2 separate regions of the Homo sapiens genome follow, and region 1 is linked to region 2. A link is a contact called in ENCODE Hi-C or POLR2A ChIA-PET data. All regions are on one chromosome and are shown on one strand. The core of a region is the stretch at or near the end of the contact, and the rest is flanking DNA. Distances in the headings are between cores, read along the strand shown.

Region 1 (5,364 bases), core at 1,761-4,260, 240 kb after region 2:
AGGTTTGATATGTACTCTATCATTTAATTCTCAAAATACATTTAATCCTCAAAATAAATTCTGAGTTAGTCCCCCATTGTAGCAGAAGGAAAATGGGGGCAGTAGGAGTTTAAGAAACTTGCCTAAGTTACCTAACCTGCTCGCTAACCTCTGATCTCTTTAACTATTAAATGTTGGTAATAGGCCTAGCAAGATGGCTCATGCCTCATCCCAACACCTTCATGCCTCATCCCAGTGCTTTGGGAGGCCAAGGCGGGAGGATGGCTTGAGGCCAGGAGTTTGACACCAGTCTGGGTAACAGAGTGAGACCCTGTTTCTGCGATAAATAAATTTTTAAAATTAGCCAGGCATGATGTGGCATGCGCCTGTAGTCCCAGCTACTTGGGAAGCTGAGGTGAGAGGATCGCTTGAGCCCACGAGATCCAGGCTGCAGTGAGCCATGATTGCATCACTGCATGCCAGCCTGAGTGACAGTGAGACCCTGTATAAAAAGGAAGTTTTTTTTAAGATGATAATAATAGCTCTTACCCTAATAGGATTATGTGGTGAGAATTAATTTAAGAAAATGCATATGATGCATAGTGCCTGGGGCACATAGTAGGTGCTCAGTACATCTTAGCAGTTATTACATTGGTGCAGAAGTAATTGTGGGTTTTGCCATAAAAAAAAAAAAGGCAAAACCCGCAATTACTTCTGCACCAATGTTGTGCAGTGAGATAAGCACAAAGCAGTGTCAAAATAGAGAGCTGGGGGGAAAACAGGCAAAAACCACAAAGACTTTTGCACCAACGTAACAGCAGCCTGAAGAGTGGCTCCAAAGGAAAGATGCACATATTGTTTGCAGACCTATGTGAAAACCACTGTTTGGGGCTCTGTTATTTGCAGAGGTAATGTTTTGGGTTGGAGGAAGTACTGTGGAATTGGAAAGGTTGGTGGGGTCATATTGTGAAAGACCAGGGATCCCTGGACTTTGCTTTGTAAAAAGTGTGTTCTGTTCTTCCTTCAATTTCTAGCTCTCTACTTTGACATTGCTTTTAAAAACAACTCCTAAGTACTTCCAAGTTACCGCTGCCCCCTCCTCTTCCATCTCCTCTGCCTGCTAGTTGTGCCCACAGCACTGCCCCCATCCGCAGATGACACCTGGGGGTCACAAGGGTCTGACCTCAGCTCTGGGCAGGCTGAGCCGAGCACATGCCCTGACACTTATCTCACCGCTGGAAAGCTTGGCTTCTGAGTTCTTGGGTGGCAACTATCCCAAGGAAGCTGCTTTCTCTTTATAACAGATTCTGGAGGGCTGAGGGAGCTGATCTCATCATGTCCTTGGATGGTACTATCCATCTTGGCAGAAGGGAGGGCTGAGAGTGCTCAGGCCTTACCTGGGAGTCCCTGCAGGAGCCTGCACAAAGCTGTTTTTTTGTGTTCAGGGGACACTTTTGGGCAGCATTAGAGAAGAAAGGAGTAACTGGGATACTCTGGGGACGGCTGGCTGGCTGCAGAAGATGGGTCCTTCTAGCAGCTCCCAGTGAATATGACTAATCAGTTCAACATCACAGAAAGAGCCCAGGCCTGAGAGGGAGAAGATTAACAGCGAGGTGACTGTGAGCAAGTTACTGCCCTCTAGGCTGGAGCTGCCTCACTGGCATATCTGAGAGGCAGTGTTGGGTAGTGATTAAGAGCAAAATCTACAACCAGTATTGCTAGATTGGACTCCTGGCTTTACCACTAACAAGAGCAGGGCTCTCAGCCTCTATAAGCCAAATGCCCTCATTTGTAAAATTTCCTTATTTCAAATCCTGTCGGTGCAAGATTAAGAGTTAATATATACAAATAAAGTACTTGGAACAGTAGATGGCACAGAAAACATTATGTGTGTTTACTAGTATTACGGCCACTAGTATTAATGCCTTTACTGCCATATCGAGGATGTTGGATTAGTGAGCCTTTGAAGGTCTCTTAAAAAGTCTGCAGTTCTATTTCCCTGCACTATGAGCCCCGTTTAGATTTCAGACTTAATCTAGCATTTGCTGAGTGCTTACTATATATGAATATATTATCTTATTTAATCCTTGCAACAAGCCCTGTGCATCCCATGTTATTATGTTCATTAAGAACTGAGAAAATCGGAGCTCAGAGAATCTAAGTGAAGTTCTCAGAATCACACAGCTAGCACACGGCCAAGCAGGATTCACCTGCAGTCCAGCCCAGCGTTCTTTCCAGTCTACCAGCAAGGGGACAAAGGATCAGTTCTTTGCTACCAAGCTGTCATATCTGTCCAAGAATAAGGGCCAAGGCTTCTGTTCCCAGCAGATCTCGTTCTGGGGCTGTGCATGCTGAGCCTGTCTCAAGGGTGAGTGGAGGATTTGCCAATGAAAATGTTACCAGCTGAACTAGCATTGGCCAGCCATATTGGGGCCAAGAAGGAGGAGAACTAAAATTAATCCTCTCATTACCAGTCTGACCTGCAGAAGGATGAGCAGCACCAAGCCAGGAAGAAGAACTCCAGCAACATCTGCTGCTGCTTGCTCGACTTTCATTTCCTCTGCCCCTCCTGGGAATGCCATGCGGGTACCAGGATGCTGAGATGTGGTGCATGTGCGCACCCCCACTCACACAGAAGCACATATGCTGGAGACAGAATTAGGAGCCCGCTGAGATAGCGCTTTGAAAAGAAGAGAAGTTGGTGGAATATGTGGGTTTTCTCCCTTGTGCCAAGTCCCCTCTGAGAAGGGTATTTGGATCAGAGGTAGAATCTCTGAGTCATGACGTGACTGGTTTTTGCAAATGTGTCTAGGCCACTTGCCTGGTCATGGAGGGGTCCTGCCCACTGGCAGACCTCAGCTCCTGTCGGTGAGGGGCTTTGAGTATGGAAAAGAGAGGAGTGGGGACTTGCTATGGCCTGGCAGCCAATGGTTGTGTGTGGGGTTGGGGGCTGGAGAGAGAAGGGCTAACTCTTTGGAAAGCCTGCCTGCTTGTTCTATTCTTGCAGAGGCGCCTGGGGGAGGGAAGGAGGAACACAGAAGGCAGAGTCATAAGGAGACGCCGCGGGTGGGGGTGGGAGGAGGTAAGGGCTGTGGAGGGAGGGAAGAAGGCATTGTCAAACTCTCTGGATGGTCATCAGCCAGATGTGGAGACCATATGGAGGAGGCAGGCTGGAGGTGTGCAGGGAGGGGAAGAAGACAAACTGAGGGGAGGAGACTGGGAAGGGCAGAAGAGGCAGGTGAAGGCTGCTGACCTAAGCCATCAGAGTGGGAAGCCGGAGGAGCTCCCATGCCCCCAATAGGCTGGTCCATGCACCAGGGCCACAGGGGTCACCAGGCACTTCTGCTCAAGGCTCAGCCCAGTTTCTCTGCTTTCAGTTCTGAAACTCAAACCCCACAATGCACTCCCTGCTCCACACTAGCCCTTAGGCCTTCTCTCCTCCTCATGTGTTCCCCCCACCTGTATATCCTCAAGTTCACGACTGCAAAGTGACAACAGTGGTGGATACAAGAGAAATTCCCCGAGGAAATGAGCTGGTGTTTCCTGGTCTCCCTCAATGCCTCTGGAATGCAAGGGAAATCGGATTTGGCCCCTGCTGATCTGATACCTCCCTGGTGCTGGGAACTCTGTCCAGCCCTGGCCATTTGCTGCCTCTGGGGGAGCTGGGACAGGTGGGAGCCAGCTGTTGTTAGGACTTTGCACACTAGTGGCTCGTGGGAGCTCCTGTACCCCTTAGAAAACAGAACTCAACAGCAGTGAGCAGACTGGCTGATCCTGCAGGAATCTTTGGGGGAGAAGGTATATGATGAGTGAACCGGAACACCTGGAGACCCTGTACCTGAAGAGCACTCAGGAGCTCCACTAAGGGAGGATGAGAAAGAAGGCTAAAGGGTGGAGGGGGAGAGGGCAGGGATGTGATAAGAACAAAGCGTGAGTCTTCCTACATTCCAACTGGGTCCACTCATCCCAGCTGAGCACCAGACAGTGAACTGTGGACTCCAGTATGGAATACAGCCAGTCACTGGGCAAGAGTCCTTCCTTTCCAGGGGAGGTCTCTTCTTGTTCCCCCACTGTATCCCTCCAGGGCTGGCACATCCTCTGAACATGGACACAAAGGCTCCAGCATTAAAGTAAGAAGAGATAGAGGCTACCTGGCCTGGAGGAAGAGGAAGAATGTAAAATGGCCTCCAAAGGATTCTCTTAGGGTAAAGGAGACCAAACTTTGCCTGTGTCCTGGACAGTCTAGGCAGTCTGATTGGAACTATGTTCTTCTTCTTGGACCAGTCCTTTGTTGAGAAGTCTGAGCTGGAGTCCTGGGGCCAGCTGTCTCCACAACAGGAATCACTGCTCCCCAGGGGAATGGGCTGGAAATCTGGAAAGGTCATCCATAGCCCCAGGGAGCAACAACCTGAGGCCCTGGTTGGCAGAGGTCAGGCTGGAGAATGGCAGTCTTCCTAAGAGAGTGCCTCAGAAAACCTGATAGCCAGAGAAAGAAGACAGGCTGGTTCAAACCATAGTTAAAAGATGCCTAGGGACTCACTAGGATGGTTATAGGGTTGGACACGGGCCGGCTTCCCATTGTGTGGTATCTTGGGGTTTTGTCTGAAGTGAATTGATGGATGGCTCAATTCTGTTTCTGTTGGAACCAACCAGCCTTACGTACCCTCCTTCTCTCTCATAGTTGTCTGGTGCTTTACAGTTTATAATAGGCTTTCAAAGTCAGGTTTGAGTTAAGGTCACAATAACTGTGAAATAAACAAGTAAGGAATTGTTGCCACTTCACAGATGAAAAAATAAAGGTCCCAGGATGGTGCTTCTAGCACTGGTTCCCATCAGCCTTTCCAGTGAGATGACAAGAGCTGGGTTAGACAGGTAAGCCCTGCAGAGGGGTCCCAGTGGCCTGCAACTAACTCTAGACTCATTCATTTCATTTCCACGGGCATGGGTAAGAAGAGGCTGTCACCCCTTCTTTACTCCTCAAATTATGCCTGTATCCACATCTGCCCTTACCTACCAGAGCAAGGAGCCATGGCCAACTTAAGCATGGGTTTCCAGGCTACAAACAACATTGCTACAGATTTTTTCTTGGGGTCATGAAGAATAAGATGCAAAATTAATGAATTACAGGGTCAGAGTTAGGTAGGTACAGGTTGGAAAAGCCTGGAGAAGAATGGAAAATATCAACAAGAAAAAGTCCCACAGTGAGAAACAGACAGTAAGGGGATGCTGTCCAGGTAGATAGAAAGTGCCAGGGAAAGAGGGTGATTTTACCCAGGGACATATAAGTGACTGAGGATGCAAGGGAAGGCCAGCTCCTACTGTGTCTGTTCATGTAGCCCATGCTGAACTAAAAGCTAAAACCTGGCATTATCTTTCAAAATGACA
Region 2 (5,052 bases), core at 1,712-4,211:
AGTAAAAGTTAAAGAAAGGCAAAAATGAGATCAATAAACAGCCCTGTGCTGCACCCCAGACCTGGTCTAGTAGTTAAAAATCAACCCCTGACCTAACCACTTGTATTATCTATAGATTCCAGGCATTGTATGAGAAAGCACTGTGAAACTTTCTGTTCTGTTCTGTCTTGATTACTGATGCATGCAGCCCCAGCCACGTACCCCATGCTTGCTCAATCAATCATGACCCTTTCACATGGACTCCCTTAGAGCTGTAAGCCCTTAAAAGGGGCAGGCATTTCTCTCTTGGGGAGCTCTGTTTTTTGGATGCAAGTCTGCTGAAGCTCCTGGCTGAATAAAGCCACTTCCTTCTTTAACCCAGTGTCTGAGGGGTTTTGTCCACAGCTCATCCTCCTGCAAAATCAATCTAGTTACAAAGTGTCAGTCTTTAAAATCTCAAAACATCAACTTTTGGCTTTGTTCTCTTTGTGCATTCTGTTGTTCTTTTTGCAATTTCTTAAGACATTTAACTCATTAATTTCCATTCTTATTTTCTAATATAAATATTTAAGTCTGCAAAATCGCCACCAATATCTCCTTTTCTGTGTTACACATAATTGGATATGTAGTATTTTACTACCATTTAAGCTTACGTTTTTTCCAATTTCCACCTTGATTTATTCTTCAGTACATGGATTTTTTAGAAGCATTTTTAAATTTTCAAAAATCTTGGATTTGTTATCTTTGTAAAGAAACCACTTAGCTCCATTTTGGTCAGAATAGATAGTGTCTATGATATGACAACTTTCCTACTTACAGAGACTTGTTTAATAAACTAATAATACATGTTGATAAGTGTTCCTTTACTTGAGCAGATGTACATTTGCCAGTTGGTAGTTTCAGAGTACTATATACAGCTACTGGAATAAATATTGATTATATCACTTAAATCTACTGGTAGCTGATTGACTGCTTAATCTATTAATGTAATATTGTTGTGATTGATTGCATTAAAATCTTTCACTAAGTATATAGATTTTTGTTGTTTTCTTTTCATAGTTCTATCAATTTTGCTTTGTATGTTTGAAACTATATTATTAGGTATAGAATGGGATAGAATTAAAACAATATTTAATTATATTAATCTTCAGTAAGCTTTTTGCATTAAAGTCGATCTTGTTTGATATTAATATAAATACATGAGTTTTTTTCTATCAGTATTTGCCTGAATTACTAACTTGCCTCTTACTTTTGACATTTCTGCATCTTGTGTCTTTACATTTAAGATGGGTCTTTTGTAAACAGTATTAAGCTGACTTTTTATTTTAATCATCTCTATCGTTTAATTGGTAGGTTTTTAGTCTACTTACAATTATTATAATTATTTATTCATTTAGATTTATTTCTATCATTGTATTTCATGTTTCCTATTTGTCCTACTTTTAAAAACTCTTTTTTCTTTATTTTCATTTTTTTAGATAGGTCATTTTTCTTAATTCAATTTTTTTCCTCTTATACTAATTTGGAAGTTCAGTGTTCTATTTCAATTATTTGAGAGGTTAGACTTAAACTTTTAGCAGTATATTAATCTTAACAAAGTCTAAGATTAATACCTTCATTTTTTTCAAACATTCAAGGATTTCCCCTTTTGTGTTACAGGATATTGTATTCTGTTAATTGAAATCTATTTTCATTCATTTTTCATCAGCAAATATTTATTGAGTGCTTACTGTATGCCAACACTGTCATAGTAGCACACAATACATCAGTAAACAAAATCTTCCAAAATAAGAATTCTTAACCCCCACCCTTATAAGGTCAGCCTATAGTTAAGAGTTCTAGGGGAACTTTTTTTGTCCCTACTCCACCACACCCCCAAAGTCCAGATGCAAAAAGAAAAATTTCCTTGTGATTTATCTTTATATAAACTGTCAGAAATAAAAGTGGAAATAAACAATTAAATAGCACATACATACACATTTGTAAAATATGTATAGATATATGTATATGTGTGCATATCCATGCACGCATATAAACAAAGATTTTATCAGAATATATCCCTGTGTACTTTAAAGACTCCTATTTGTCACAAAGCTGATTATCAAAAATAAAAGGAAAAAAAAGCAGAAAAAGAAAAAAAGCATACCTTCTCCTCATTTCCCCTGTCTACATCAGCCACATTCCTCTCTTTTTACAAATTCTTTTGGCATTTACCTCCATATTTATTTTAAAAACATGCTTATATTACTACTTCCTGATTTTTTCTATTTCTGTCATTACAAGTAAATTCCCGAGGTTGGCAGAGGAGGTTTAGCTGTTTTGCTTTACCTCCTCCATTATACCATTTACTCTCCTGCCCCACAAGGTTAATTCCAGGGATGACAATACGTGGTTCATTTTGCACAGTTATATCCTAATACTGATGTGGACAATCTTTATTTCGCATCTACTATTTTAAAATTATACAAACTCTATAGGTGAACAAAGTAACTTAAATATTTTCTGCCTTTTCTGAACTATTTTTTTATTTTCCCTGCTAATAAACATAGTCTTGAGTTTTTACTTGGTGTGGGTTTTGTTCATCTATATAGCTGAGTGCTTGATAAGTCTTTTGTCTCTGGAAACACATAACTGGCCATTTGGGGGTGTTAAAAGAAAAACTTTAGACAAATTCAATTTAGCAGAGTTTATGTATTTATTTATTTATTTTCAGACAGAGTCTTGCTCTGTCACCCAGGCTAGAGTGCAGTGACATGATCTCGGCTCACTGCAACCTCCGCCTCCCGGGTTCAAGTGATTCTCCTGCCTCAGCCTCTTAAGTAGCTGGGATTACAGGTGCATGCCACTGCACTGGGCTATTTTTTTTTTTTATTTTTTGGTATTTTTAGTAGAGACGGGGTTTCACCAGGTTGGTCAGGCTGGTCTCGAACTCCTGACCTCGTGATCCGCCCGCCTCGGTCTCCCAGTGTGCTGAGTTACAGGCGTGAGCCACTGTGCCCGGCCAGCAGAGTTTGTTTAAGCAAGAGTGATTCACGAATCAGGCAGTAGCTAGAATCAATAGAGGTTCAGAGAGCTCCACTCAGCAAAGTGGAGCTCTCTGAAAGTGGAGCTCTTTATAGACAGGAGGAAGTGACACACAGAGACAGCTTGCTTGGATACAGCATGGCATTTGCTGTATTTGAACATGGTCTGATTAGCTGGCAGCCTGTGACTATTATTTGTTATAAGAATACTCTTAAGGTGGTTTGCCATTTGTGTACACGCTGAGGTTGCAGTTTGCTATGTAAAAATTCAAAATACAGAGGCAGCTTAGGCCAAATTTAATTGAATTTAATAAGGGAAAATATCTTGAACTATTTTGTTGTCTGGGTATTGGACTTTCTGAACTAGCCCTCTGGCTTTCTTTTCTTTTCAATAATATTTTCCATCTTGTGTTTTTACTCTATCCTGGGTGATTTTCAACTCTTTTATTACGTTTTGTTTTCTGAATGTTGTTTCTTTTTTTTGTTTTTTGTTTTTGGCATTCTGGTTTTTTTTTTTTTTTGTAATATCTTTTCTTCTCTCATTCCTTTGAGAAAAGATATTAGTATCTTTCCACATCTCTGTGAGAATATTAATGATAGTTCTTTTAAAAAATGTTTTTTCTCCCTGCATAGTCTCCATTTTTTCTAAGTTGCTTTACCACCCTGTTTACATGTTTGTTTGATTTGGTTTATATGTATCATGATAGAGGCTTTCTTTGATATCTGATGGCCCTTGAGTGTCTGTTCATATTTACTGGCTATGGGAGCACCAGTGACCTGATTGGTGAGGCTCTGAGAGTGAGGGTTTGGGTTGCAGCTGAGACATATCTTTGGGGAACTCCTTGGCATCAGTAGCTTTGGATCTTTCCTCTTGTGTTTGTCAGAGGCTCCAGGAAGTTTTCCATTCTCCTGTCTGGGATGTTTAGTGCTAGCTGCATATGTCCTGGGAACTAGTGAGAGAACAGGCTAAGGATCTCAGCATTCAACTGATGTTCTGTTTTCAGAATTATGCACCTGTCCTAAGCAGACGCTGATGTCTGGCAGTCTAGTGATTCTTACATCCTTCAGTGACTAGATCTCTGGTCATTTTTCTGCATTTGGGAAGGGACAGTTACCTATGGTATGGGAGGAGGAACAAGTAGGAGGTGGGTGGAAATGTGGAGATTAACTGTTTCTTAAAATGACCTGCAATCAATTATTTCATTTTTAACTTTAACTTTACCTTCACTTCCTAGAGGTTCCTCCTGCCAGTTCTAAGCTTTTGGGAGATTTTAAAATTAAAGGTCTGTTTTTGTTTGTTTGTTTGTTTGTTTTAGCTTTCCCCAGTACAGGATTAGGATTCAGCCTTCTACAGTTCTTCTAAGTCAGTTACTGCTCTTCCATATGTTTTTAAGCTTCCAATGTTTTACCATTACTGATCTGTCCTGCACCTCTTTATTCTTGTGAAAAAATTTTCTTTGCTCCCATTTTAGTGGGGTTTCAGAAAGGCATAACAGTAAATGATAAAATAATCCTTTGTATGCATCCAGAAGTAGCATGCATTTTTTCTGATTCTCCTTCAGTGAGTAAGTATGGTTCTTCAGTAAGTGTGGCCCTATGGTTCCACCAATAGTGCTCTCCAGAGGTCTTGGTTCAGGTACCACAGAAAAAAGGCCTTCTTTCTTTTCCTCTTTGTTATGGTTTAAATCAAAACTTCTATTTGACCAATTAAAAAAATTCCTCTGGACAGCTTGGCATGGAGCACGGATTTATAAATCTGATTTCTTGTTCCTTTAGGGATTTCTTTTACTTTTTTGTGAGCTCAGCTTTGTATTTAAAAGGATGGATGTCTCTCAGGACTGGCAATGGTTACTTAGGCAGATAATGTCATATTTATCCATTCATTTTACAAGCAGTATTTAACCCTATATATACCCTGTGCTTGAAGGTATGGAGAGATATGTCCCTGTTGTACATGTGCCCAAGAGGACTAGAGAATTGAACAGAATAAAGCAGATTTGAGCAGTGTCCCTAATTGAGCACAAGAGGGTCGCCAACCCAAGGTGTTGGA

The links. Hi-C counts contacts between places; a loop is a spot of excess contacts on that map. ChIA-PET counts read pairs that join two places held with the same protein, here RNA polymerase II (POLR2A). Pooled maps may share reads with other maps.
Region 1: a map of breast epithelium shows a loop between it and region 2 (18-fold over the local background). The contact joins two enhancer-like sites. A Hi-C loop is called at or near these places in 1 of 168 maps with a recorded cell type or tissue (breast epithelium), 2 of 37 single-sample maps with no recorded cell type and 1 of 50 pooled maps. POLR2A ChIA-PET finds 5 or more read pairs at or near these places in 1 of 52 experiments (CD8-positive, alpha-beta memory T cell).

Annotation. Positions count from the first base shown.
Region 1 is chr1:208,171,366-208,176,729 of GRCh38, forward strand. All of the region lies in intron 3 of PLXNA2 (plexin A2), which reads right to left. Among named protein-coding and RNA genes, the nearest start is that of PLXNA2, 70 kb to the right of the region's middle. RefSeq lists an enhancer at 3,265-3,765. Within about 2 kb of position 3,011, at least 3 of the 41 ENCODE cell types and tissues checked have a DNase peak (open chromatin) inside an H3K27ac peak, as active enhancers do.
Region 2 is chr1:207,935,155-207,940,206 of GRCh38, forward strand. No RefSeq gene overlaps it. Among named protein-coding and RNA genes, the nearest start is that of LINC02767, 21 kb to the right of the region's middle. Within about 2 kb of position 2,962, at least 4 of the 41 ENCODE cell types and tissues checked have a DNase peak (open chromatin) inside an H3K27ac peak, as active enhancers do.